Linked DNA regions of Homo sapiens: region 2 is linked to region 1. Evidence: read pairs that join two places in POLR2A ChIA-PET (ENCODE). Cell type or tissue: Panc1. All regions are shown on one strand. Links, peaks and the distances in the headings refer to the core of each region. The heading gives the core; the rest is flanking DNA. Region 1 overlaps SPPL2A (signal peptide peptidase like 2A). Region 2 holds the start of LOC124903490 (a long non-coding RNA gene).

Region 1 (15,098 bases), core at 6,298-8,797:
TCTTTCAGATTGTCAATTCAAAAGTCAATTTAAAAAGTCGAAGTCTATTTGTAGAAAATCAATGACACATTATAGCAGTTCCACATAATATTATTGCTGGACAATCTGTTCACCAGATATCACAGGGTTTTCTTCATTTGTTGCACAATCCAAATGGTCCATCATCTAGGCATAAATAAAAGACGTTAGGAAATGCAAAATTTCAACTTGCCCCCAATATTCACTACATTAGCAAAAGGATTCTTTTTCTAAAAAACACAGATTGCTCTATGAAACTGAGCACTCCTTCTGGAGCACTGTTCTGGTTCAACATCCACACTTCTAAGGAGATAGTCAGGGTGACACTGAACCTCTCAGGAAGCCTAATCACATGACTCAAAGCCAATTTGTGTTCTCTGGATCTTCCGTTATCTCCATTTCCCAATATGAATACTGCCCTTCATGGCAGTGAGAACTCCAGAACAAAAGGAAGATATTCCTGACACTTATTCCAGGACACTATTCCAGGCAGTGTCCAATCATACAAATGGGAAAACTAAAAATGGCCTCATGAGTCACTGTGAGAATACCTGCTGACTCTGGGACAGTGTGATATTATTGACACCTTGAAATAACCGTAAGATAATTTAAACTTTGGAAACATTATAATAATTTCTACAAAAAATGAACTTGAGGTCATATGATATCTGAAAACAAAACCAAGAATACATTTGCTAGGCCGGGCGCAGTGGCTCACACCTGTAATCCCAGCACCTTGGGAGGCTGAGATGGGCAGATCATGAGGTCAGGAGTTCGAGACCAGCCTGGCCAAGATGGTGAAACCCCGTCTCTAATAAAAATACAAAAATTAGCTGGGCGTAGTGGCGGGCGCCTGTAGTTCCAGCTACTCGGGAGGCTGAGGCAGGAGAATTGCTTGAACCCAGGAGGCGGAGGTTGCAGTGAGCCGAGATCACGCCACTGCACTCTAGCCTGGCAACAGAGTGAGACTCTGTCAAAAAAAAAAAAAAATACATTTGCTATAGACTATTTTAAAGAAATTATCAGCTGGGCACGGTGGCTCATGCCTGTAATCCCAGCACTTTGGGAGGCCGAAGTGGGTGGATCACGAGATCAGGAGATCCAGATGGTCCTGGCTAACACAGTGAAACCCCGTTTCTACAAAAAAATACAAAAAAAAATTAGCCAGGCGTGGTGGCAAGCGCCTGTAGTCCCAGCTAATTGGGAGGTTGAGGCAGGAGAATGGTATGAACCCAGAAGGCAGAGCTTGCAGTGAGCCGAGATCGTGCTACTGCGCTCCAGCCTGGGTGACAGAGCGAGACTCCGACCAAAAAAAAAAAAAGAAATTACCAGTTAAACTTTTCTCAAATGGTCACTTCAGCTCTGCCTATATTCTCATAAAAAATTGTCTTATATTTGGAAATGAAGGATGAAGAAACTGTTTAAATGCTTTCAGTGTTTCAGCAACTCAAATACAATTACTAAAAATAGAAAAAAGTATTTAATGCCTTTGTGAAGACTGTTAAAGACTTTTAGACTAGTGATTAAATTTCAGTATTGCGATGCACTTTTTTCCTTTCCTTCATCAAGAATTAGAAGAAGGAAAGATCAGCAAGATAAATGTTCCTATTTTTGAAAAGTGGTTCTGAAGGCTTTAGTGTTTTTTGGAAGAAGAACAAGAGGGTGGAATCATCTTGAAACAGGGTCTCTTGACTTGCCAGGCAGAAAGAATACAACGTGAGCTAAGGCTTTTGGCTGACAACTGTCTCAACTAATGGAGACAGCTTACAAAATCAAAACCTGGGCCGGGCGCGGTGGCTCACGCCTGTAATCTCAGCACTTTGGGAGGCCGATGCAGGTGGATCACGAGGTCAGGAGTTCGGGACCAGCCTGGCCAACATGGTGAAACCCTGTCTCTACTAAAAATACAAAAATTAGCCAAGCGTGGTGGTGCGCCTGTAATCCCAAACCTACTCGGGAGACTGAGGTGGGAGAATTGCTTGAACCTGAGAGGCAGAGGCTTTGCTGACCCAAGATCGCGCCACTGCACTTCAGCCTGGGCAATAGAGAGAGAGACCCTGTCTCAAAAAAATAAAAAAAATAAAAAAATAAAAAACCTGCTGATACTCTACAAGCCATTTCAAGACCCAAAACCATTTTGAGGTCTTCTAATTGCCAAAGATATCCCCTAGATTTAAGGTCACTAGTTTGTAGCAATTCTAAGGGGAAAAAAACAAAAGCCAAATCAAGACAGATAACATTAAGCAGTTCACTACATGAAACATAAGATGAAGATGTTGAACATTTAATTTTAGTCAATTTAAATGAAGAGGGGAAAGGAAAAGTATGTAAGATATATTTAGGCCCCTCTTCTTCTAGGAATTTAAAAGTTCTGGGTCTAAGAGATTAGGGCTGTGTAGAGAGAAAATTGAAGCAGCCTCAGCAGAATGGATGGTGGAGAAACCCTCTTTCTTCCCCACGATCTGCTTACCCTGGCAACTGTAATCTAATGAAATGATAGCCCACATACCCTAAATTATAACATGCTTCCCTGGTGCCTCGTTAGCACAGTAGGTAGTGAGTCAGTCCCATCTAACTTGCCTCTTCTTTCCTAATCCCCAGGTACCTCACTGGCACTATATAATCTAATCCCTGAACATAGAAATATATTAATTAAAAAAACCACTTTCAAAGTCAACTTATTGAGAAGTAAGCATCTCTATTCCCTATTTACTTTTCTTTACTGACTTTCCAATAAAAACAATACAGAAACATAAAGAACAAAGTTTTAAAAAATATGACAATAAATTAACATAAATAATACAATTAATTGACAAAATTGCCAAACATTTTCATCATATTTGGAAACAGGAAAGCTTGATTTGGAAAGATGGGCTCTGAAATCAGATCAGCTAACCTGGCATTTTCTGATAGCTCTGCTTGCTTATAATTGAACCAATCTCCAGAAATAGTCTAATAAAACACTCATTAATGCAGGGTAACTGGAGACTTGCTGATACTAAAGCAGAGTTGTTCTAACTTATCTCTGTATTCTGACTTGTCAGTTACAGCTTGTGACTTCTAAAAATAATGAGAAGTACTAGTGACATTTAACAGACACAACTCACTGTTTACTGGGTATCACAAACTGAAAACTTACTACCTGCCCAGAGAAAAATAGCCCATTGGATATTGCTGCACAAATTTAACTCCACTTATTTCATTACAGAAGCAAAAAATATCCCCTAAAATGATGACTCCTTTTCATTGTGCTATATGCCAAAGTAATTATGACTCTGCTTGATTTTTCTCTTCTGAGAAAAAAGTATCTTTATTTGCTTTATACTAATTAGAACTAAGACTTCACATAAAATCAAATAAGTGGGTCTGAGTACTGTAGCTCTTGAAGCATTCCACAAAAAATGTTCATAGGAAATACAGTGTAACTAGTTTTGGGCTGTAGAAAATAATTTACAATTAGTATTTCCAAATTAGTATCCTTTTTTTTTTTTTTTTTTGTGAGATGGAGTGTTGCTTTTGTTGCCCAGGCTGGAGTGCAATGGCGCGATCTCGGCTCACTGCAACCTCCGCCTCCCGGGTTCAAGCAATTCTCCCCCCTCAGCCTCCCTAGTAGCTGGGATTACAGGCACACGCCACCACGCCTGGATAATTTTTTGTATTTTTAGTAGAGATGGGATTTCACTATGTTGGCCAGGCTGGTCTCGAACTCCTGACCTCAGGCAATCCACCCGCCTCAGCCTCCCAAACTGCTGGGATTACAGGCGTGAGCCACCGCGCCCAGGCCAAATTAGTATTATTTTAGTGAAACCCTATAGAAACATTACTTCTTTTGATGAGAGAAACTCACAGTAAGGGCTGAAAGACTCGAAGTAAGATCCTGAAGTATTTCAATAAGGTCTCCAAGTTACAAGTGAGGTATAAGTTGCCCCCTAAAAACAGCATGGAAAGACTGCCAGGGGTACCTGGACATTTAAAGAGTCTCCAGTGAAAAGTCCTGCTTTTTACTACCAATAATCTTGCACTCAACTCTATTATCAGGCATTCGAATGAACCAAATGACTAATAGTATAAACAAATTTGCCTTAGCCTTAGATTGTAACTTTATATTACCTGTTTTGTCTTTGATTATTTCAAAACAGCAGCAAAAACTTGCAATATTTACAAAAAAAGATTGCACATAAAGACTGTAGAGATACATGTCTAGTTTAATGTTTTAAAAGTGCCTCACTTTTACAGTGGCATATGACAATTACAGTCATTTTATAAGGGCTGCTGAAATACAATCAGGAAGCTTATACACACATGCAAAAGTAACTAAAGGCCAGTGGATGAAGGATTGAGCATTAGAGGTGCACTGCATAAAGACTTTCAATAACATTACCTGAGAATTTACAGCATAAAGACTACTGTCATAAGCATTGTGGATTCCTAATACGTAACAGCTAATACTTAGTGAGGGAGGCATATATAAATACCTGCACTGCAGGGCAGATGTTAGTAAGTATTTAAAGTACAAAGTCTAAAAAATTACGGTGAAAGGTAAATGTGATTTTAATTGGAGCGCCTACTTCCTTCTAATTTCTTAGAGATCTGCTTGGAGAAGGCAGAATTTAAGTTGGGAGTTAAATAGGGATATTCTGGAAATAGAAACTGACAAAGCTTAGGAGATGATGGAGGTTGGGAGAGAGAAGCAAATGATTATTATTACACTGTTAGCCTAAGAGATGAGCCAGAGCTGACCCTCAGGCCCATCTCACAGTGGAACCATATCAAGTCTCCCTCTGTCTCACCAGGCATGTAAAAGCTCCCCATTCTATTTCAGAAGTCTCTGCCTAGCCTTAACAGATTTCAACATCCACCTGCCTCACACCAAGCCTTAAGCTAACCCACCACTATGGATTTCCTTCCTTCCTTTCCTTCCTTTCCTCCCTTCCTCCCTCCCTCCCCCCCCCTTTTTTTTTTTTTTTCTCGAGGCGGAGTCTTGCTCTGTCACCCAGGCTGGAGTGCAGTGATGCGATCTCGATCTCGGCTCACTTCAACCTCTGCCTCCCAGGTTCAAGCAATTCTCCTGCCTCAGCCTCCCAAACAGCTGGGATTACAGGCGCCTGCCACCACACCTGGCTAATTTTTGTATTTTTAATAGAGACAGAAGTTTCACCATGTTGGTCAGGCTGTCTCAAACTCCTGACCTCGTGATCTGCCCGCCTTGGCCTCCCAAAGTGCTGGGATTACAGGCATGAGCCATCATGTCCGGCCCCACTATGGATTTCTTATTCCCCTACCTCCCTGTAGATCCAATCTCATTTTATGGATGAGGAGACAGTCTTCAGAGATTAAGTTATTCGTCAGAACTGATGTCAAAGGCCACAATACACTGTCTCCCACAAATGACAACATTCAAGGTAAGCTAATTTTGATTTTAAATGTTGGACATAAACAATGAGAGATTTTCTTTTTAAAAGGGAAATAATTTTGTAAAGGCATTATATTACATAACTTTCAAAAATGCTAGTTTTCTGAAAAAATACTCTTTCCTGAGTATTTTTTTTTTTTTTTTGAGATAGAGTCTTGCTGTCGCCCAGGCTAGAGTGCAGTGGCACAATCTCGACTCACTGCAAGCTCCGCCTCCCAGGTTCAAGCAATTCTCCTGTCTCAGCCTTCCGAGTAGCTGGGACTACAGGCGCCTGCCACCATGCCCAGCTAATTTTTGTATTTTTAGTAGAGACAGGGTTTTACCATATTGGTCAGACTAGTCTCGAACTCCTGACCTCAGGTGATCCACCCACCTCAGCCTCCCAAAGTGCTGGGATTACAGGAGTGAGCCACCGCGCCCAGCATTTCCTGAGTATTTTTTTTTTAACATCCTGCAAGTTGCCTAAAATTTGAGCAAATGTCCCTTCCCATATTTCAACATTTTGTGCATAATGAGAAAAATGACTGAGTCTAAACATAATTTTTTCTCTGCAGCTTGTGATAGCTCAGAATTTGTTCTTTTACGAGTAAGTTAAAGGAAGCAGATTTAACAAAAACCCAAAGTTTTCATATCCAGACCAGGAAAATGAAAATTTAGTCAATGAGTCGAGAAATAACCAAACCAACAAACAACAAAACAAAAAATCCTCACTCCTACAAATAATGATAGCAAATAAATTCACAGCACCTATAAGCAATCTGTAGATATTAACATATTTATTACAGCAACCCTCTGAAATAGGTTGTTATCCCATTTTACTATGTAGAAAAACTGAGGCACCAAGAAGCTAAGCAACTTGCCCAAGGCTACACAGCTAATAATTAACAAAATTAGAATTCAAATTTAGGCAGCCTGGTACTAGACTCTATGCTCTTTACTTCTATGGGTTATTTTGTATTCTGAATGTCTTTACCTAATACAATTACGATACTACACTAGAAAGTGAGAATTTTATTAACAAAGTTGGCCTATGTTTTTATACGCTTTTAAACAGATTTTCCTACAATCAAATGCCTTACTTAGCTACTATGTTATATGGTAAAGCTCCTGATGTCTGCCCTCCTGGGGCTATTATTACTTAGTGACTAGCAACAGTGTTCTTTCCCTTTGTAGGTAGCTGCTGTGAAGCAGAGGCAAATTTTTTTCTCAGGCCAGGAATGGTGGCTCACGCCTATAATCCCAGCACTTTGGGAGGCCGAGGTTGGTGGATCATCGAGGGTCAGGAGTTTGAGACTAGCCTGACCAACATAGTGAAACCCCATCTCTACTAAAAATACAAAATTAGCTGGGCATGGTGGCGCATGCTTTTAATACCAGCTACTTGGGAGGCTGAGGCAGGAGAATCGCTTGAACCCTGGAGGTGGAGGTTGCAATGAGCAAAGATAGTATCATCGCACTCCAGCCTGGGCAATAAGAGTGAAACTCCATCTCAAAAAAAAAAAAAAAAATTTTTTTTCTTGGCCGGGCACGGTGGCTCATGCCTGTAATCCCAGCACTTTGGGAGGCCAAGGCAGGTGGGTTCACCTGAGGTCAGAAGTTCAGGACCAGCCTGGCTAACATGGCGAAATACTGTCTCTAGTGAAAATACAAAAATTATCCAGGGATGGTGGTGCATGCCTATAATCCCAGCTACTTGAGAGGCTGAGGCAGGAGAATCGCTTAAACCTAGGAGGTGGAGGTTGCAGTAAGCCAAGATTGTGCCACTGTACTCCAGCCTGGGTGATAGAGCAAATTCCGCCACCCCTCCCCGCCCAAAAAATTTTTCTCAAGATCATGATTTTTAAGAAGTTTTTTTTGGTGTTTTTTTTTGTTTAGACTGTGTCACTCTGTTGCCCAGGATGGAGTGCAGTGGTACAATCTTGGCTCACTGCAATTTCTGCCTCCCAGGTTCAAAAGATTCTCCTGCCTCAGCCTCCTGAGTAGCTGGGGATTACAAGTGTGTGCCATCATGCCAGGCTACTTTTTTCTTGTATTTTTAGTAGAGATGCGGTTTCATCATGTTGCCCAGGCTGGTCTCGAACTCCTGATCTCAAGTGATCTACTAGCCTTGGCCTCTCAATGTGCTGGGATTACAGGTGTGAGCCACCGCTCCCGGCCTAAGAATGAAACTTGGATGGTCCAGGGCAAAGCATTTGTTCACTGGGAATACAAATGTAGCCCTTGGTTGAAATCTTTCCTTAACTACAATCCTGTGTCAGTAACAATTATGGAAAAAGAAGGAGGAAAGGTGCTAGAATCAACCAGAGGAAAAAATGTGCTGTAGAATATTTCCAAAGAAATGCAATGTTAATAACTTTATGTATACAACAACTCTAAATATTCAACTATTTCCAGTATGAGTTAGCACAAAAAGATATGGAAGCTACAAAGAAAGAAACTGTTTACAGTAGCTGCCCGTTAAGGGTGGGGGTGGGGGAAGAATGGTTAGAAAAAGGACTCCCATTTTTACTTTAGACACTTTTGTATTGCTTATTTTAAAAACACAAATATGCACTAATTTGTAATTAAGATACAAAAAAGAAAAATTACTAAAATGCAATCAGTAAAGGTCTATGTAAAAATTTTAGTAAATTAACTACCAATAATATTAACCTACAAGACATTAAAATAGAACAAAGAAGACTAGAATTACTATAATGAACATCTTTTCACATCATTTTTGCCCAAATTTTTAATCATTTTCTGAAAATACCTTAAGAGAAATTACTGGGTCAAAGTAAATAACAAAGTATGATATATGCATATAAGGAAATATTATATAGCCATTAAAATAATTTTATAAGGAATTTAAAATAAAATATAAAATGCACTGAAAAAGAAAGAGAACTATTTATAGTATCATTCACTCGTCTATCCATTTATCCAGAGAAGGCACAGAAGGAAATTCACTTAAACCTTAACTATCTCTAGGTAGTAGGATTATGGGCGGACTTAATTTTCCTCTTGTATTTTTAAAAAATATTTTCCAAATTTTCTATAATCACATATTTTTATTTTTATTTATTTATTTTTGAGACGGAGTCTTGCTCTATCACTCAGGCTGGAGTGCAATGGCGCAATCTCAGCTCACTACAACCTCCACCTCCCAGGTTCAAGCACTTCTTCCGCCTCAGCCTCCCAAGTAGCTGGGATTACAAGTATGTGCCACCATGCCCAGCTAATTTTTGCATTTTTAGTAGAGATGAGGTTTTGTCATGTTGGCCAGGCTGGTCTCAAACTCCTGACCCCAGGTGATCTGCCCGCCTCAGCCTCCCAAACTGCTGGGATTACAGGCGTGAGCCACTGCACCTAGCCTATAAGCATATATTTTTAATAATAAAATACTTTAAAAGCTGTATGAAAGGGAAATGAATTTTTTATAAGTAAAAATAAATTCTGACAATGAAAATAACAAGAAACATAATTCTGTAAGACAGCACATGTGCTCTCACTAACAATCCTAAATTTCAATTCTAAACTAAACAAAGATTTAATGTCAACTCACAATAAAATTTCCTGATGTTGCTTGTCTTCTTTGTCCTGATTTACAGTTAATCAGATAAGTACCCCTAATAATAGAAATCTCTTGCTCACAGGCCTGTCCTGAGTCTTTTCTTCTGCCTCTACATTCTCAACTCTTTATTCTGTATGCTAATGGTACTCCCAATTATCTATCTCTAGCCAGGTCTGTCTCTTGCACATCAGACCTATTTATTCAACTGCCTATTATTTCTCTCTTTGTGGTGATCCAATAGGTACTTCTGAAATGTTCAAGACTGAATTCATCATCATCTTCCTCAACCCTGTTGCCTTTCCTTCATCACCATCCCCCCACTCAGTTTCCCAATCCAGAAGCCCTGAACTCTACTTCTTTTCCTCCACCCATACTGACTCCATCATGAGGCCCTATTATGCCTCTAAATTTCTCTTAACTTTGTTCACGTCTTTCCATCTCACTATTTTGCTAATTTAGGCTTCTATCACTTCTTTTTTGTTTGTGTTTTTGTTTTGAGACAGGGTCTCACTCGCTCTGTTGCCCGGGCTGAGTGCAGTGGTGCAATCATGGCCCACTGAAGCCCCTATCTTCCGGACTCAAGCAATCCTCCCACCTCAGGCTCCCGAGCAGCTAGGACCAAAGGCATGTGCCACCACGCCCAGCAAATTTTTTCTTTTTTGTAGAGACAGGGTCTCACATGTTGCCCAGGCTGCTCTCAAACTCCTGGGGTCAAGTGATCCTCCTGGCTTAGCCTCCCAAAGTGCTGCAATTATCAGGATAAACAACCATGTCTGGCCTTCTATCACTTCTTATTGCAATAATTGTCCCCAGTTTTGCTCCCTTAATTTTCTAGATTTCTTAAAACCTTAAATGGTCTCCAGTGCTTAGTATAGAGTCCAAACTCTTAAATGTGGCTTATAAGATGCTACATACAAGGCTCTCACTCTTGCTTCCTTCTCCAGCTTTCATTTCCTGTAACTCCCGTAACCCTCTACTCAGCATTATAGCCATCCTAACCTTCACTGAGTTTCTAGCATGTGCCATGTTCTCTTCCCTCTGAGCCTCGGAAGACATGGTTCCTTCAACATGGAACACACAGCTCAGTCTTAAAGTCTGGACATAAATTTAATATTCTTTAGAAAGCCCTCCCCAAATCACCTAGGACTCTTTCCTGAAACCACAAGCACTGGATATCCCATCTATAGTTTTCATGGCACCTGCCGTAACTAATAGGTTTATCACACTTTATTGTTAGTGACTTTATGTCTATTCCTCACTAGACTGTAACTTTCGTTTTTTTTTTTTTTTTTTTTTGAGACGGAGTCTTGCTCTGTCCCCCAGGCTGGAGTGCAGTGGCACGATCTCGGCTCACTGCAAGCTCCGCCTCCCAGGTTCACGCCATTCTCCTGCCTCAGCCTCCCGAGTAGCTGGGACTACAAGGCACCCACCACCACACCCGGCTAATATTTTTTTTGTATTTTTTAGTGGAGATGGAGTTTCACCGTGTTAGCCAGGATGGTCTCGATCTCCTGACCTCGTGATCCTCCCGCCTCAGCCTCCCAAAGTGCTGGGATTACAGGCATGAGCCACCGCGACCGGCTAGACTGTAACTTTCAAGAGGTCATGAGAATAGGCCTCTTTCCAACTTGATCATCTTGTATCACCAATACCAAAAATAGTATCCTCTCATAGAATCACTCATAAACATTTGCTAAATGAAGAAATATAAAACCATTAAAAAATGATGTAGAGTACTTTTTGAGATGTGATTTTTAGATGTTATTAGCATAGTGTATATCATAGGATACACTTTATTTTTAAAAATCTATAAAAAACCTATGTGAGTGTCATCTTCAATAGAAAAGTTAAAAGTTACCTTACTAGTTTAGTCAAGGGCATTAGGATCATAAACTAATTCTATGTATAACAGTATAAGTTGAGACAACAGCTTTGTGATGTAGGCAAGACAGGTATTATTAGCTTAACCAAATCTCAAAGAAATGTTAAGATTTCCTCAAAAGAATTCTAAACCAGTGTTTTTTCAAATCATAGTAGTCTGTAACTTAATGTGTTAACCACCTCTCATTAAGTAACACTATAAATGACATGAAAGACCAAGCACAAGATGGACATGGACTTTGAACTGTTTATCTACTATCAGAGTTTCAGCCACCCATCCAAAGTGTCTCTCTTTTTGTTCACGTGTCAACTGACACAGAAGCATGAGGGTGGATGGAGGAGAGTGGTAGTTGTAATAGGGGAAAGCAGAGCTAACTGCCTCACAAAGTGCCTTCATGAAGGGGTCAGTGCCATGGCCCTGACCTCAATAGGCTAGGGTTTCCCAACTCTTCTTAATTTCAATGCAAACAGACTTTACTGGAATACCAAGAACATTTAGGGGGAAAAAAAAGAAAAGGCTTTAACTTTAATGAAGAAACCACTCAAGCAAAAGAGACCTTGGTATCAAGATTTTCTTTGTTTAGAAATTTTAAAGAAAGCTCAACCTTGATTCACTTAAATCTCAAATGAATGCCCTATCTAGTTTGGTTAGGCCCATTTAGATGCTGAAGAGGACACTTTTTTTTTGAGATGGAGTTTCACTCTTGTTGCCCAGGCTGGAGTGCAATGGCGTAATCTTGGCTCACTGCAACCTCTGCCTCCTGGGTTCAAGTGATTCTCCTGCCTCAGCCTCCCAAGTAGCTGGGATTACAGGCGCCTGCCACAACACCCGGCTAATTTTTTGTATTTTTAGTAGAGACGGGTTTCACCATGTTGGCCAGGCTGGTCTCGAACTCCTGTCCTCAGGTGATCCATCTGCCTCGGCCTCCCAAAGTGCTGGGATTACAGGCGTGAGCCACCGTGCCTGGCCAGAGTACACTTTTTATCTGCAAAACCTTAGGACTCTTACTACAAATAGCTAATGCTTAGTCTCAAAATTAAGTACTTATTTTAAACAACGAATTTTATCTTTCATGAAGTCTGCTTTTGTGTAGGTTTTGAAAATACATGTTGAAATGCTATTTTGTTTTCCCTGATGTCCTCTGCTGTTTTTTTTTTTGTAGTTTTGTCTTGAATCACCAGGCTTTTGGCATTAGATTGCAGGGGAGGTCACAAATGATGATTCAATAGGTGGACAGTGAGTAAGGGGGTATTACAGTACTTTTTGGTACATAAAAGCTTTGCTACATATAGGCTGTTCCCACCCAAAATCAGTCAGTAAATTAAGCCATAAGATAACTTGGTAACCAAAGTATAAGCACATACCTGATAGCTGTTACCTTTCCAGAACTTTTTCATTTCCTTACGTCTCCAGGCAACAACTGAGGCAGTAATAAGTGTGCAAGGTACTAAATAGAGGAGAGCAGGTTGCCCCTTTTTCATCAGCACCAGAACAACAAATGTAAGTATCATGCCAATAGCATAGGCTGCAAGAAGAATACCAAGCTATAAGTCATTTCTACATGTTACCAAAGGTGGGTTTTTTCCTCTGTCATTTATGTACTGGTTTTCAAACATTTCTGAGGATATTTTTGCTCTATGACTTCTTGTAATTTCATCATTTTCCTAGATAGGATTAGGAGACATCTTCTATGGAGCTTTTGAAAAATGTGGAAACTGGTTAGCATTTCAATTATTACTAACCTAACCATGTATCATTGATAAGAGATAATAATTCATGAGAGCTTCAATTATCTGTTGCTATTAAAGATGTTAAATAGTTTCATATTTTAGATAACTAAATCTGTACCAATAGGTAATATAAGTTGTTTAAAAAAAATCTTCCTAACACTGATTACATACTTCCTAAGCTTTGTTAATAAGCACATACTTTTGAACTTTTCTTTTTTTTTTTTTTTTTTCGAAATGGAGTTTTGTTCTTGTTGCCCAGGCTGGAGTGCAATGGCACGATCTCAGCTCACCGCAACCTCTGCCTCCTGGGTTCAAGCAATTCTCCTGCCTCAGCGTCCCAAGTAGCTGGGATTATAGGCATGTGCCACCACGCCTGGCTAATTTTGTATTTTTTAGCAGAGACTGGGTTTCTCCATGTTGGTCAGGCTGGTCTCAAACTCCCGACCTCAGGTGATCCACCCGCTTCAGCCTCCCGAAGTGCTGGGATTATAGGTGTGAGCACCGCGCCCGGCCTGAACTTTTCTTAATGACTCAGGGTTTTACTAGGAACATAGGATCTCAGAATATTCCCTTTATAAACAATTTAGTATAGTTTCTAATTTTAAAGATGAGGCAATGGAGGAACAGGGAGTTTAAGTTGTCCAAAGGTACACAGGAGAATTAATGAACACTCCTATAATCTGCCTTTGGATACTAATATGTTAAAGCCCTGGAGAGTACCATACTTAGTGGCCTCAAACTGCTTTTTTTGAGATGGAGCCTCGCTCAGTTGCCCAGGCTGGAGTGCAGTGGTGCAATCTTGTCTCTTGAACCCACTTCCCAGGTTCAAGCAATTTTCTTGCCTCAGCCTCCCGAGTAGCTGGGAATACAGGTGTGCACCACCATGCCCAGCTACTTTTTGTATTTTTAGTAGAGTTGAGATTTCACCATGTTGGCCAGGCTGGTCTCAAACGCCTGACCTCAAGTGATCCACTTGCCTTGGCCTCCCAAAGTGCTGGGATTACAGGCATGAGCCACCACGTCTGGCCAGCCACTGTGCCCAGCTGAGACTGCTTTTTGAATTTCTTTATACTTTTTTTCTTTTCTTCATCTTCTCCCTCACTTAGCTATTTCTTTTCTTTTTCTTCCTTTCTTTTTTTTTTTGAGACAGGGACTCAATCTTTCGCCCAGGCTATAGTGAAGTGGTACGATCATGACTTACTGCAGCCTTGACCTCTTGGGCTTAAGCGTTTCTCCCATCTCAGCCTCCTGAGTAGCTGGGACCATAGGCATGACCACCACACACAGCTAATACAAAAATAATTTTTTTTTTTTTTTTGAGGCAGAGTCTTGCTCTGTCACCAGGCTGGAGTGCAGTGGGGCAATCTTGGCTCACTGCAACCTCTGCCTCCCAGGTTCAAGTGATTCTCCTGCCTCAGCCTCCCCAGTAGCTGGGACTACAGGTGCGTGCCACCACGCCCAGCTAATTTTTTTTGTATTTTTAGTAGAGACAGGGTTTCATCATGTTGGCCAGGATGGTCTCAATCTCTTGCCCTTATGATCTGCCTGCCTCGGCCTCCCAAAGTGCTGGGCTTACAGGTGTGAGCCACTGTGCCTGGCCCTAAAACTGTTTTTTTAGAGATGGGGTCTCACTATGTTGCCCAGGCTCATCTAGAACTCCTGGGCTCAAGCAATCTGCCTGCCTTGGCCCCCAAAGTGCTAGGACTCCAGGGGTGAACCACCATGCCCAAACTGTACTCCTTCTTTATTTTTAGACCTCTGTCTTTTCCTCCAGACAATACAATTCAACATTTAATACAAAGAAAAACAAAAATTTACCAACTGTAGACGAAACATAGTATATGTAAGAAGAACCAGTCTGAACATCAAATCTTCTACAGTATGCAATCAACAGGCCTTAAAAACAAAACAAAACATTATTTTCTTAAAACAATAACAGCAATGCAAATTCAATTGTTAACAATAGTAAGTATATGTTATATTGAATCTTCATTGTTGCATTATAAGAACATTCAAGTACCTCAAATTCTTGACAAAATTTTATATGCTGATTTTAAAAATACTTAATACCATAGTTTAAACATTTCCTCAAGCTATTAAATAGTTTTTAACTATCATTTTTATCAGCTGCTCAATATTCCATGTCATGAAGAAAACTTTTTTTTTTTTGAGACGGAGTCTCGCTCTGTTGCCCAGGATGGAGTGCAGTGGCGCGATCTCGGTTCACTGCAACCTCTGCCTCCCGGGTTCAAACAATTCCCCTGCCTCAGCCTCCTGAGTAGCTGGGACTACAGGCGCGTGCCACCACACTTGGCTAATTTTTTGTATTTTAGTAGAGATGGGGTTTCATCATGTTGGTCAGGGTGGTCTCGATCTCCTGACCTCGTGATCCACTGGTCTTGGCCTCCCAAAGTCCTGGGATTACAGGCATGAGCCACCAAGCCCAGCCATGAAGAAAACTTTTAAAATTTATCATTAAAAAATATATTGAACAGACAAATG
Region 2 (15,098 bases), core at 5,169-7,668, 150 kb after region 1:
TTGGCTGTAGGAATCACATACTCTTATTAAACTCTTCCTGTCAGTTTATACTGCACAATAACTTTAGTTTATCACAGTGCCTACATGCAATGCTACCTGATACCCGCTCCTGGAAAAGAATTTTGTTCTGTTGTGCTTACTTTGCTCTTTTCTGTACAAACTCCCTTTTATGTACTTTTATGATTTATTGGCATTATGCAGCCCTCTATCCTCCTTTCCCGACCGGGCTCAGAAACTTGGGAGTGATGTGCGTTCTCTCCCTTTCTAGTTGACTCTTTCCTGGCTCCTTTACTCTTCCTTCTCCCCATCTCCTGCTTTCCTGTCACTGGCTTCTCCAATCTGCTTTTTCCTCTTGCTCCCCCTTTGCCCAGTCTTATAGCACCCTCTAAGAAATGTGTTTTGCCGAAGGAAGGTCTCTGTACACTGTTATTACTTTCTTCTTTGACTGTGTTTTTAGTTTTTGTGTCATTTCTGGGAACTCTGCTACAATAACATTCCATGAAGGAAAGCTGAACACTAGGGAAATGAGAGAGGAAGCTGGGGAAAGAAAGAGCAGAGGGAAGATGGAGAGGGGCTCAGGGAGGACCCCAAACAAGTTAACATGAGGCATCTTGGAGTGAACTCTACAAATAAAGACACTTTTTACAATGTTTTACTGTTTACAAAGTAGTTTTCATATGTTACCTGATTATCTGGTAACAAATATAGGCATGCTTCTTAACATTTTGCAGATGAAGAGACTGGAGCTATAAATTAAGAATAATATAAACTGTGATGATGCAGCTTATAAAAGCAGAGTTGGGATTTGAGGCTTCTGACTTCAGCTCTCTTTCTCTTTCCACTATTCCACAATGCCAGGAAGATGAAGGAGTTGAACTCCGGGAGAATTCAAGTCACCTTTCACAAGGCTATGTTTTCCATAGGTTCAAAAAACCAAAAAATCCAGACTTATGCTCTAGTTTATCATGATTAATTTTTCTTGTGGTAAGAAAATAATTTAACCATTAGGTTTGTTTGTCGTAGCAACAAGAAATGAATTACTTTCCAAACTGGGAATATCCCTCTGTAGCCAATGAAAGAATGAGTACAAGTGTGGAGGAGTAAATCTGCATAAAGATAAATATAACTTTAGAAAATTCTTGAGACATTGACAGAGTTTTGGACCTAATTTCTAAATGGGCAGAAAGCTCTCTTTTAGAACAGCTTCTCTGCAATCCTGTGTAGAAGTGGGAAGATGAACATGGAGACTATTCAAGGCAGGGATGGTGGACTTAGTGGGTCATTTTCACTTTTTTGAGTTTCAAAATCTTACAAATTATATTATTTTTGGCTCTTTCTGTGTCTTTGAGAACTGCTCTTTCTACCTTAAATCACCTCCAGAATCACCAGGGCAAACAAGAAGCTTATTTGAACTTCAGGTCTCTAGAAAACAGACTGCTGTGTCATTGCACTTGGAAAGCAATCATTTAAAGATAGTTTTCAGGCAGGTGAAAGACCAGCACAACAAACTGATAAAACTGCCTCTGTCATTTGATCTCCTGCAGCCATTCTGGAGAGAAGACATTCCTGTTAGGAACCTGAGCAAGAAGCTCTGGTCAGGAGACTTCTATTTTATTAGGATCCTGCCCCAAGTTAGAGGTCAAGTTACAACTCCCCTCAAAATTACTCTGTAATAGGCTGCATTACATAGAAAATTCCAACAAAGCACCGGAATGTCTGAGTTAAGAGAGCTCTTTGTACATTAAGAAGAAAAATAAAGTTCAGCAGCATAATCCTATTTCTAAGCCAAATCTGGATAATACTAAAGGACTTCCAAATAACACCATTTAACTATTTGCGAGAATTATGAGTTTGCACTCTGAGCGATGTCCTGTCCCCTGCCCCCCAAACCTCAATAGAAGCAAAGAAGCTAGCAACACTCTACCTCATAAGCTTACTATTTAAACTGTGCAAAGGTGAATAAAAAAAGTGAGAATAAAGAAGGTGATGTGGGAAGATGGCAAGGAAATGTCCCATTCTTAAGCACCTTTTAAAAAAAGAATTGTAATCCCAGCACTTTGGGAGGCCAAGGCAGGCGGACCACGAGTTCAAGAGATAAGACCATCCTGGTCAACATGGTGAAACTCTGTCTCTACTAAAAATACAAAAATTAGCTGGGCATGGTGGTATGCATCTGTAGTCCCAGCTACTTGGGAGGCTGAGGCAGGAGAATCACTTGAACCCGGGAGGCAGAGGTTGCAGTGAGCCGAGATCACATCACTGCACTCCAGCTTGGCAACAGAGTGAGACTCTATCAAAAAAAGAAAAAAAAAAAAAAAAAGAAGTGTAATGCCAAGATTTGCTCAAAGCATTCCTGAATTCCATGGGGACCTAGAGTCCATTGACCCTGACACCTTCCACTACCCCTCATGGCCATTGTGTCCTGAATGCCCCTCCTTAGCCAGCTTCCATTTGCAGTCCTTGCATACACCAACTTATTTGCCTCTCTCTCCTTTCAGAGTACAGTATGTGCCTGGCAATATCCTAGGTATGGTTAAAACCAACTCTCTGCCTAGTTTGTGCTTAAAAGTGTTGGGGGAAAACATGCAACCATGCTGAGCAGACACACTTTAAATTCACGATCATTCATGATTATGGGCATCTTGTGGCCCTCCATGCTGCCTGGCTGTTCTTTTTTTTTTTTTTTTTTGAGGCAGAGTCTCGCTCTGTTGCCCAGGCTGGAGTGCCCTGGCATGATCTCTCTTGGCTCACTGCTACCTCCTCCTCCCGGGTTCAAGTAATTCTCCTGTCTCAGCCTCCCAAGTAGCTGGGACTTTACAGGCACTCGCCACCATGCCTGGCTAATATTTCTATTTTTAGTAAAGATGGGGTTTTGCCATGTTGGTCAGGCTGGTCTCCAACTTCTGACCTCAGGTGATCCACCTGCCTCGGCCTCCCAAAGTGCTGGGATTACAGGCGTGAGCCACTACGCCCGGCCACACTGCTTGGCTGTTCTATCACATTGCACACGCCCCTAGATGGCTCATCATACCTGTTTCCCCCTTTTACTCTCAGTGGGTCACCTTACTTAACTGTTTTCTTAAAAATTTCTATGTACTCCTATTACCCCAATTCCCACAGGACTTACATCAGTTTAGACCTTGGAAGATGGCACCCAGCATTGGCTACATGCTCCTACTCTAGTTGTCATTTACCTCAAGGGCAGCATATTTATTGAAGGTTAAAACAATAAGATAGCACTGTCCTAGGCATGTTCCCTGGCAGCAGTGTCCCTCTACCTCGTGTTGCTGTGCCTCTATTGCTTGAAACGTCAGTAAGTAAATGCAATCCTGTTTAACCCAGGGTCCTGAGCATGTGTCCCCTGCCCACACTTCTGCTGAACTACAGTTCACATGTCTCACTGGGACAGTCTGGGAGGATGCTAGCTGTACAGACTGCTGTTGCTTATCACTGCTGTTATTCTATCGAGCCGTCACCCAGAGACCTGCCCAAAGTTTGCAGGTGCATGTCCAGGGGTAAGGTGGGACCACACAGTTCAGCACCTCAGTAGGACTGTCCCCCACTGAGTCTTGCCCTGCTTTCTGCCACCTCCCCTGATGTCTGCCAGAAGAAGAGGCCATGCAAGAACTTAGGAAAAAAAACAGTGGGCACATTCATAATGGCTACCATTTACCAAGTATCTGTTGTGTGCCAGGTGCCTTACATGCATTCACTCACCTAATTCTAACAACTGTATTCCAAGGTGTCATTATTCTCATTTTATAAATGAGAAAACTGAGGCTTAGATTATGTAATATGCAGAAGCCTCACTGCTAATAAAGGGTAGAGTCTGCATCCGGACCCAAGTCTGCCTGAGTTCAAAGCCTATGTTCTTTTCACGACACTACTGCCTATTCATTTATGTCAAAATGAGAGCTTAGAGTTCACTGGAGACCATCAGTATGGGTTTCCAGGTTTCTTAGAATGCTGTGTGCTACCCAAATATTTTATTTTCTTATGTTAAGTGCAACAATTTTTATTAATACATGCAATTATATAAAATCAGAGCATGAACATGACCTGATAAACTTTGTATTTATTTTCATTTCGACTTGGACATCTAATAGGCATCTGAAACTTAACACATACAAAACCAAATTCCTGAAGACCAACTCCCCGCTAAATGTAGCTCATGTGGTCTTCCCCAGCTTAATAAATGGCAACTCCATTATTCTAATTGCCCTGGCAAAAAAACCTTGGTGCCATCTTTAATTCTCTTTCTGTCATAGAACATCAGAAAATCTTGAGGACTCTAACTTTAAAATATATTAGAATATATTTTCTATTGCTGTTACTACCCTGCTCCAAGCTTCATTGTCTGTTGGCCTGGATGATGGCAATAACTTGTTTCCTACCTCTTTGTCTCCTGACAGCCTTCACTCAACATTATGATCCAGAGTAAGCCTTTAAGACAGAAGTCAGCCTTCCCCACTCCCACGGCTTCACATGACTAGCCTAAAAAACAAAGATAGAAGTCAGGTCGTATCATCCTTCTGCTCAATATCACGGATTGGCTTCTCGTATCACTCCAAATAAAATTTCAAGTCCTTAAAAAGCTTATAAGGCTATATATCATCTAACCCCTCCTTCCCTATCTGAATGACTTCTCCTTCTCTCCACTAATCTCACTCTGTCCACACTGGTCTCCTTGTTTTCAGAAACATATTACGACTACTTCTGCCTCAGGACATTGTGTTTGCTGTTCACCCTGCTAGGAGATCTCTTCTAGATACCCACATGGCTTCTCCCTGGCTTCCCTTCTATCTCCGCTCAAATGTCACTTTATCAGTGAGGCCATCCCTTTAATAACTGTGGTAGCTAGTGTCCAAAAATGGCCCCTTAATGAGCCACATCTTCCAATATTCTCAGCCTCATAGAGTCCTCTCTCCTTGAATCTAGTGAGCCCTGTGACTTGTTTTGACCAATAGAATGTAGTGGAGGTGATGCTTGCCTGACTTCCAAGGCTACATCATAAGAAGCCTTGCAGTTTTCACCTGGAGTTTTTGGAATATTTGCTTCAGGAGAAGCCACCGGCATGGGAGAAGCCTGACTACTCAATCCCACCATGTTGTGAGAAAGCCCAAGATAGCCACATAGAAAGGTCATGTGCAGACAGAGTGATGCCTGGCCAGACCCCAGTTGTTCCAGCCTTCCCAGCTGAGGGGCCAGCCATGTGAATGAAAAAGCCGTTTGGAATGTCCGGCCCATTCAATTATTCAGATAACCCTGGCCCGATTTGCCATATGACCGCAACTGTTTAAAGACCCCAGGGAACCTACAAGATCATACATTTTTTTCTTAAAGTTTTTTTTTTTTTTTTTTTAATTTTAGAGACAGGGTCTCACTCTGTCACGCAGGCTGGAGTGCAGTGGCACAGTCATAGCTCACTGTAAACTCAAAGTCCTGGGCTCAAGCAATCTTCCTGCCTCAGCCTTCTGACTAGCTGAGACTATAGGTGCATGCCACCACACCAAGCTAATATTTTTTAACCAATAGGATTTAGGGTGTTTTGTTGTGTGGCAATGGATATCTGAAACAGAAATCAATATGTTACACCCCTTCCCACAAATATAATGACACTCCGTATCCTCCTTAACTTGCTGTATTTTTCTCTTGTTGCATTTACCACCTGGCTTACTGTGTATCTACCTATTTGTTATTGTCTCCCTATCCCCGCTGGAACACAAACTCTGGGAAGGCAGAGACTTTGTCTTATTCATTACTGTATCTGAGCGCCTGGAATAGTGTCTAAGATAGGCCCTCAATACATATTTGTTAAATGAAGGCATATATTTAATTTAACTTGATAAGTTTGCTTTTTGTAGACATAGCAAGTCCATAAAAAGAAAAGACAAATTAATTTAAATTGCCCATGCCGACAGCCTTCCCTCTTATGGACACAATATCTGGAGATGTCTAAAATACTGCGATCTTCGCCTTTCCACTGAAGCATACCTTCCAAGGGGAAAGGAGTAAGATTCTGCTCCTTTAATACATACTGACCTCAGGAGAAAGGGACTAGAAATGTATGGACTGAATGTCTGTGTGCCTTGCAAATTCATATGGTGAAATCCTAAACCCCAATATGATGGTATTAAGAAGTGAGACCTTTGGAGGTGATTAGGTCATGAGGGTGAAGCCTTCAGGAATGGGATTAGTGCCCTTATAAAAGAGACTTCAGAGAATTCTCTAGCCCTCTTTATGCCAAGTAAGGACACAGTGAGAAGATGACCATCTATGAACCAGGAAGCAGGCCCTCACCAGACATCATATCTTCCAGCACTTTGATCTTAGACTTCCTAGCCTCCAGAACTGCAAGAAATAAATGTTTGCTGTTTAAGCCATCCAGTCTATGATATTCTGGTATAGTAGCCTGAACTAAGACAAGAAAAAAAAAACAGGTGTCAGGCAGATTCCAGGAGAACATCCCTTAAACATAACCCAAATGGAGATGACTATCAGAATCATCAAACCCTGTTGAGGAGCTCTTGTCAGTAGATCTGTGCTACACAGTGTCACCTCTCCCTTCGCTCACTTCTGGAAGGACTCAATAATTCCTCCTCATTCCACAAGCACTTCTTGAATGCCTAGTCACTCTCTTATGATAAAATATCCATTCCCTCCTTTCACAAAATTAGTCAGAATAAAGAAAAACCATTGGGTTGAAAAACTTTGAATAGAATGTTTAAAGTGATTTAGAAGTTTGGACACAAGAATTTTGTTTGCGTTAAAATAGTTCAAGATCTCATCTCAACCACTTCGTGGGAAAATTGCTAGCATAGAGATGCTTCAGCTGTTAGCTTTGTTGACCTTTTTGTTTTGGCACTTCTGGAAAATGGAGGAAGGGGCTGAAGCTCATATATTCTTGGAGAAATAAGGCAAACAGCACAGCTCAGGTATGGGCTGGTGATGTGGCATTCTGTGTCAAGTAAGGAACACCCTGCCATCTCCTGGGCCTCAGCTTCAGATTTCTGGACAGTACCTTCTCAGGCAAGAATACATATTTTCCCATGCACAAGCAAGAAGGCTGCCCAATCCATTTAGATTCATATGGAAAGAAAAGAGACACTGCCTCAAATTCAAAAGCAACAAAGCAGGCGGAGATGAAGTACAAGCTCAGAAACTCACAATAATTGCTTTACTAACCAGAATATCTAGTTAGCTTCTCTGCTGGAAATATCTGCAGTTATGTTTTCTCAAAGTGCTCTTCATGATCCAGATTAGCTACAAGTTTTACTTTTTGTAAAGGGCCCAGTTGGGTATTTTTTCCAGAACAAAGGGTGAATGCAATGAATAGTCAAGTTTTTACCTTTCTCTAGACTGAAAAATTCTAGCTTTAAAATAATAGCTTTTCTAGATTATTTCAATACCCTGCCCTCCCCCTTCCTTTAAAAAATAAATCTTATAGATTAAGTTTGGGCATCTGGTTGAAAAAACCCCATTTAAAACATTAGAAAATTGAGAGTTAGAGAGACTTAAGATCAGCTAGTACATGAGCCAAATCTTCAGATACAAAATCCATGTGTTCTCCATAGTGGAACACTGTAAAATTAAACTACCACACACTCACAAAGCTTTGTTTTTTTTTTTTTTGTTTTGTTTTTTGTTTTTTTTTTGAGCAGAGTCCTGCTCTTTTACCCAGGCTAGATAGTGGCACGATCTTGGCTCACTGCAACCTCTGCCTCCTGAGTTCAAGCGATTTTCCTGCCTCAGCTTCCCAAGTAGCTGGGATTACAGGCGCACGCCACCACTCCCAGCTAATTTTTGTATTTTTAGTAGAGACAGGGTTTCTCCATGTTGCCCAGGCTGGTCTTGAACTCCTGACCTCAGGTGATCCACCCGCCTCGGCCTCCCAAAGTGCTGGGATTACAGGCGTGAGCCACTGCGCCTTGCCTCACAAAGCTTCGAAAAACATTCCTTAATAAGGCCTCAAGGATGAACATGTCCTTGTGTATTTTTTTTCCGTGAAAATGAAACTAGTCTCAAATCTCCATGCAACTGTAGCTGGAAAAATAAATATTGATCTAGTTTCCTCCTATAATTCTGAATTTTAGTTCATAGGAGCTTAGAGTTAGAGGCAAACTTTGGACATTATTTAGTCCTAATCCATCACAAATTGTAAGAAAAAACTCAAAATAGCTTTATTTAAAACAAAAGTATCTTTAGGTATAATGCTATTTTCACACATGATTGATAAATTTATTAGGATGAAAATCATATTAGAATAAAATATCTTTGAGGCTACAACTCGTCCTTTTTATGTGAATAGCAAAATTAAAGGCTTAAAATATATGCTAGGATGAAGACGAAAAATGTGATTTTCGGAAGACTGGAAAGTACAATGAAGGTTTGGCTTTCATACAAGGTTTGGATTTGTTTTTTAGATTCTTCCCAGTAATTAGATTTAGGGTTTAGAGTATCTCATGTGACTCTCTTATAAAAACAGACATTTTAACCAAGCACTGACATGCAAAATAAAAACAAAAACCTTTTTCCTTCAGGGACTAGCCCAGCTACAATTGGAAGTTCAGTAATGCGTCTAAACATACATAGTAATTAAATCTAGCTTCCAACAAACTTAAAGTTAAATTTTAATTACTTTTTATGGCTGGGTAATAAATTGTATGTAAATGAGTCATGGATGGAGACCTTAGTATATATAAAATGTCAAAAACCAGTACTGATTGATATACTGAAAAGAAAAGAGGCCTTGAAAATTTGTATTCTAGATCTAACTCAGCCACAATAGCTCCTTAACCAAATCATTCAGCTTTTCTGGGCCTTGGTTTCCTCATTTGTAAAATATGATAGTTACATTTGGTAATTATAATTAATGTTTGTGTGGTGTTTATGTCTCTAAAGCTCTTTCCTGTGTATGATCTGACTTCATTCCTATAATTCTTGGAAGTAAGAAGGACAGATACTTTTAGTATACAGATGAAGAAACAGCCTCATAAAGGCTAAAATATATGATCAAAGGCACACAGTTTGTAAATGGATTCAGACTCAGATGTTCAGACACAATTTTGTGTAGGTAGACACTATACCTACTACCTCTAAAAGTCTGATATAATAGAGTTGTGTTTAGTCGTTACTCAATTATAACTAGACTTTTAAAGTACCTTAAACACTATTCAACAGGTACACCATGTTCTTTTAGCCTGCAGGACTGAATGCTCTTATGGTTTCCCTGCAGGAGGATCCAATTAAGTGCTAAGTTAATAGCCAACTTTATAGCCAAGCTAATAGAAAAGCCACATTACACTGGCTCCGTCTTGTCAAACCAATCACTTTTAAGACTTTGTGCTGATTTATGTCCCTGATATTCACTGTAATCTCTGGGTTACTGTAAAAATGCATTCTTCCATTGCTCAGTTACTAAGATGTGTTAAGAGTCACAACAGTAGCCAGAACACCAATAAGTAAATAATGTAAAGAGTATTCAAGTAGTTTAAGAAATGATGTTAGTTATGTGTCTCCATGCTCTCGCCCCAGATATTTAACCCCAGGCATTTGGTAAATCATAACAAGGCATTATTTTCGCAGTTCTTGATTTCCACTTGAAGTCAAGCCAAATATTATGTTCATTTACATTTGCATGGCATACTTTTGTATCTTTCAAAGTGCCTTCACATTCATTATTTCATTTTATCTATATACAATGCTAACATGTAGTTGAAATTGTTCTCTGCGGTTGCCAAAATAGCTATTTCTTTATTTACATTTTGCTTTTCTGTCTGTTTTTATCCCATCCAGGCATTTAAAATGCTAAAGAATGAACAAAACTGCAGTGTCACAGAACTTCCATGAAGACAATAGAAGGATGAATAGTAAAGTGTGCTAATCCCACCTAAAGTTAGTAGGGCCCAAAACCAAGAGAAGCAATGATAATAAAATAAAGTAACATGTTTCAAAAGTGATAAATCAACCTAAAAAATATAACCTAGGTTCAATTTTCAAATGTGTAATTTCAAAGAATGAGAGAAAATTGGTAGGAATTGGTGAGAATACCTTTGTAGCAGAAATGCCAATAACACTTAAGGATTTAGAAGGAGGTCTAAATAAATTTAATTATTTTTAAAAGATAAAAAGAAATAATTGAACACAACTTTACTAAAGGCCATGAATATTCATAGTAAGAGAAGAAGATGCTGAGTGAGATTTGTTGACGTTTTGTCGATGAAAAGAGTTAAACTCTGTAAAATACTTGAAGAAATTTATTCTGAGCCAAATATAAGTGACCATGGCCTGTGACGCAGCCCTCAGGAGGTCCTGGGAACATGTGCCCAAGGTGGTTGGGGTACAGCTAGGTTTTATATATTTTAGGGAGGCATGAGACATCAATCAAATACATTTAAAAGCTGGGCACGGTGGTTCACGCCTGTAATCCCAGCACTTTGGGAGGCTGAGGTGGGCAGATCACTTGAGGTCAAGAGTTTGAGACCAGCCTGACCAACATGGTAAAACCCCATCTCTACTAAAATACAAAAATTAGCTGGGCATGGTGGTGCGCACCTGAAATCCCAGCTACTTGGGAGGCTGAGGAAGGAGAATCACTTGAATCCAGGAGGTGGAGGTTGCAGTGAGCCAAGATCGTGCCACTGCACTCCAGCCTGGGTGACAGTGTGAGACTTCATCTCAAACAAACAAACAAACAAACAACCCAGATACATTTAAGAAATACATTGGTTTGGTTCAGAAAGGTGGGATAACTCAAAGCGGGGGTTTCCAGGCTATAGGTAAATTTAAACATTTTCTGGTTGACGATTGAGTTTATCTGAAGACCTAGGATCAGTGGAAAGGAATGTTCAGGTTAAGATAAAGGATTGTGGAGACTAAGTTTTATTATGCAGAGGAATCTCTCAGATAGCAGAGTTCAGAGAGAAAGCAGGTTGTAAAATGTTTCTTATTGGACCTAAAAGGGTGCCTGGCTCTTAGCTGATTATCTCCTGGATCTGCAAAGGAAGGAAGGAAAACAAAAGGGAAAGGGGATTCTCTATAGAATGTGGATTTTTTCCACAAGACACTTTGCAGGGCAATTTCAAGGTATGGCAAGGAAATATATTTTGGGATTAAGTATTTTTTCCTTGTCTCATAATATTATGCCAGAGTCAGATTGAAAAGTAAGTCGTGATATACAGGGTCAGATAAAACCCATCTGATGAGAATTTATGGTTTGTAGGGCATGACTCCCTGGACCCCTTAGGTAGGAATTTGGGCAAAATGAAAAACAGAGCTTAGTCCTCCATCCCCCTTCTTGGCCAAAAAGCATTCCACAAAATGCATATGCAGGCCAACAAACAGCAACAGGTCCCACAGTGCTAGGAACGCTCATTCCTAGAGTAGTCTGGTTGGGTGATAATAATTTTAAGTATTTGCAATTTGGATCATGGCGGGAGGAAATGGTCTGACCTGGTGTAATAACCAGTAGTTTAAGGGGTGAGATGGAGTCAGACCTAGGGTTTAGTATAAAAAAATCCCAGATCATATCTATTTTGTGAGCTATCATGATCTGGGTCTTTAATTGTGCCTTGTTCATTTTGCTGTAACTGGCATAACATTTACAAGAGATATATAATGCTAATACAGTGACAAATACCAAGATAAATACCGAGACGAATACCAAAATACCCAAGATAGCAAAGATTAGGCATCCAAGAAGGTTACAGGTAGAGTCGGAGGGCAGTAAACAACCTAACCAGCAAAAAAAACCACTGCATGCATCATCATATTCTTTGATCAGACTCACAATGTGTTTACCCTCCTTATCAAGGGTCATTTGAACCTTATGATAAATCTTATTTGAGGATTGTAGGACTGACACTAAATCAGAATCTAATAAATTTAGTCTCTCTTCCGGCCAATTTATCTCCATGGGTATAACATCCTGAGGAGGGTATAAATCAAATGCAAGGAATGCCTGGCCCTCAATGTCTAAATTGTTATAGGACTTATTAACAGTGGACAAATCTATTTTTCCCACCACCTTTGTATTGCACCATATACTGGTATTTGGGAGAGAAAGGAGGTTTTGTTACAGGAGAAGTCATGTAATTCTACAGTGTCATTTTGTTGTCCCTCCCAACAGAAATGGCCCTTCCTTATATACCAGATGCTATGTTCCATGGGGGTGGATATTAGAGGCCAAGTTTAGGAAAATCAGGGTTCCAAGTGGTTTGAGGCCATAGCCATTCTCCTTTTCTCTTTTCATAATCTGAAAGGGAGATGGAATACCATGTGTTATTATCAGCTAAAATAGCCCACCTATTTCCCAGGGGTAGTACCTTTGAGCCTCATTTAACTTCGGTGCCTGTTCTCTGAGAATACAATGTTTAAGATCACACTTAACGTCCAAAAATCTCCATAAGTTTGGAGGACCACATATTTTCCACAGGTGTTTGGATTGTGCCTCAGTACTGAGGACTGTAGACCATGCTTCATATCCACCTCTGATTCCATTTGTAATAAAATAGACATGAGCCCCTACAGGTAAGAGTAGATGCTTGTTCCCATCTTTGGATTTGGGAGTATGTTTTCATGGTTTGTCTGGTTTCTTCTATCCATTTGATGAGTGCTGCATTATCTTTTAAAGCAGCTTCCCATCCTTTTCCCTCTTCCTGGAATAGCATTCCTTCTATGTGGCCTATTTTTGATAGGGATTTTTTTTTCTAAAGAATGTCTCTCTTCATTAGCCATGAACTCAGCTTGCCCCAGTATGCCTTGCCCAGCTCTGACTCCTCCAGTGAGGTCATGCTTTAGTTTTTTGGGTGGCCAATTTTCGTGTATCCATCAAGAATGCTGTTGCCATTGTATACTGATGCCATTTGTACAATTTGGATAAATGGAGTCAATGCAGAACTGCTGGGTATCCCAAACAATTGTTAGGTTAGTGGAGGTTACACCTAAGTATGCTCTTGTCTGGGTATTCCATAAGGCTTCCCAGTGGCGCCCTGGTTTTAGGGTGGAATTTGTGCTGTCAGGGACTTCTGTCCACCAATTGACTTCCATAAATAGTTATTTAAGGGCAGTGTCAGTGTGGTTGGTACTGGATAGGAGCATCCAGCCACAAGCACAGGGCTGGTAGTTATTTGGGCAGGCCATGCTATGGCAGTTTACACAGGAGACATTGTAACAAGGCAGTTGTCTCAAGTGATCATCCCCAATATCTATTGTTATGCAACGTTCTACCTGGTTAGACCCCCTCAGTGATCATCCTGAGGCATTGTTAGAAAAAGTATTCCTGCAGGGCGTCATATTTGGTTGCAGCCCTATAATAGGGGTACCTAAAAAGTGGGGACCTTGGGGAATGTTTAGAATGGTGCTCTTCCATATAACAGTCTTCATTTCCTCCTGGTCTATATCATACCAAATGATGTGGGCTCTGCCTGCAGGAAGACTGCTGAGGTTTACAGGGGACTGGGAGAAATTTTCAGGTTGGAAAGAGGAGTGTGGGGTAGGTAGACAGAGGAGATTGTGGGAATGAGAATGAACAAGTAAAACATTTTCCTGGCTTTAGCAAGGGAATGTGTAGCCACATCCATTTAGAAAGTTATACCAAAGAAGATTGCATAGATTCCAAACAGCTTCTTGGGGGTCTCAGTTAAAACATTTGTGTTTTAGCAATATTCTATAGCAAGGAAAGTAAAAATGATGGTTATTTTAGGGTTCATGAGGACTAGCCTGGTCCAGCATCTCTGGAAGTATGTTGACTTTGTTGTAGCCCTAGAGATTGGCTGAGCCTCCAGTGTTCTCTTGATTTGCAGGTGGGTGTCAGAGACTGCTGCGGAAGTTCAGGGGCAGTCAGGAATGTGGTCAGGTGCTCATTTTAGGTGTAAAATGTGAATCCAAGAAGCGACTCTCTTTAACGTGCAGAGCAAGAGTTGGTTAAAAGCACCTGCAAAGGTCCTTTCTGGAGGGGTTGTAAGGAATCCTTCAGTTGGTGTCTAGTTAATGCTATTAATTCAGCCATCTGGGCTGATTTGACTCCTTGGAGTTGGGCACTTTCGATTATGTCTGTTATGGAAGTGATGGTGTATCCTGCCTGGTAATATCCCTTAAATAACAACCATCTGTGAACCAAATTAATTCAGCATTCTCAATGGGAGTTTTCCTATAAATCTTCCTTAGAGGAGAGTAAGATATTAGTTAGTAGAGTGCAGTCATGTTCCTCTTCCTTTTGTTGTCCACCTGGAAGGGAGACCAGGGTAGCAGGGTTAAGAGTGTTACAGCACTTCAAAGTGATGTTGAAGGCAGAAAGCAGGAGTACCTCATAAGAGGCAAGGTGGCTAACAGAATATTGTTAAGTGTAGTGACAGCTTAGAAGAGATTTCATGAGTGGGGGACATAGATGGTCAGAGGGGACCCTATGACAAATTCTTCAATGTTTTTGCATAATGTGGCTGCAGCTGATATAGCCCTCATGCAAGGAGGGTGCCCCCTTGCAACTCAATCTAACTGTTGCCTAAAATAACCAATTGGTCTGTGATTGTCACCATGTTTTTGAGTTAATACTCCTAGAGCATTCCCATTTATTTCATGTACAAAGAGGGAAAAAGGAAGACTGTAATTGGGGTGGCCTATAGCAAGTGCTTGGGTGAGAGCCTGTTTTAGATCTTCTATGTGTTGTTTTTTCCCTCTCTTCCCAGTGGATTGGGTCTGGCTGGGTCTGTTTTAGTTTTTTATATAGGGGTTGAGCAATTAAGCAGTAGTACGGAATCCAGCTCCTGTAATAGACTGTTAACTGTGAGAAGCCTCTTAATTGTTTTTTAGTTTTGGGCAGGGGAAATGTCATAACAGCAGAGATTCTCTTAGGGTTTATTAAAAGCCCCCTTGGGGAAATCATATGTCCCAAATATTTAACTTGGGGGAGGCAAAATTGTAATTTATCTTTTGGCACTTTGTGTCCCTTAAAAGCAAGCTGTTTAAGGACTGTATCTTCTCTGCATTTTGGTAGGGAGGACGAACAATAAATCATCCACATACTGAGTTAGAGTACATTCATTTGGAAACTCAATGTCATCGAAATCTGCCTTTAGTATTTGAGAAAAATAAGTAGGACT

The links. Peaks named below come from ENCODE experiments on the same cell type or tissue, not always from the same donor. Only the 100,000 strongest peaks of a DNase experiment are listed, where the experiment ranks them.
Region 2: POLR2A ChIA-PET joins it to region 1 with 21 read pairs; 5 of 35 experiments call an interaction of 5 or more read pairs at or near these places.

What each region holds. Positions count from the first base shown.
Region 1 is chr15:50,707,710-50,722,807 of GRCh38, forward strand. SPPL2A (signal peptide peptidase like 2A) reads right to left here. Exons shown (of 15, transcript NM_032802.4): 13 at 14,415-14,492; 14 at 12,231-12,391; 15 at 1-165. The coding sequence ends at 91. Among named protein-coding and RNA genes, the nearest start is that of TRPM7, 28 kb to the left of the region's middle. RefSeq lists a silencer at 2,970-3,170, an enhancer at 11,034-11,178 and a cis regulatory region at 11,099-11,112. In Panc1, for the core only: no CTCF peak of the experiment used is centred there; no DNase peak of the experiment used is centred there.
Region 2 is chr15:50,856,461-50,871,558 of GRCh38, forward strand. LOC124903490 (a long non-coding RNA gene) reads right to left here and starts at 7,662. Exons shown (of 2, transcript XR_007064630.1): 1 at 4,395-7,662. In Panc1, for the core only: no CTCF peak of the experiment used is centred there; no DNase peak of the experiment used is centred there.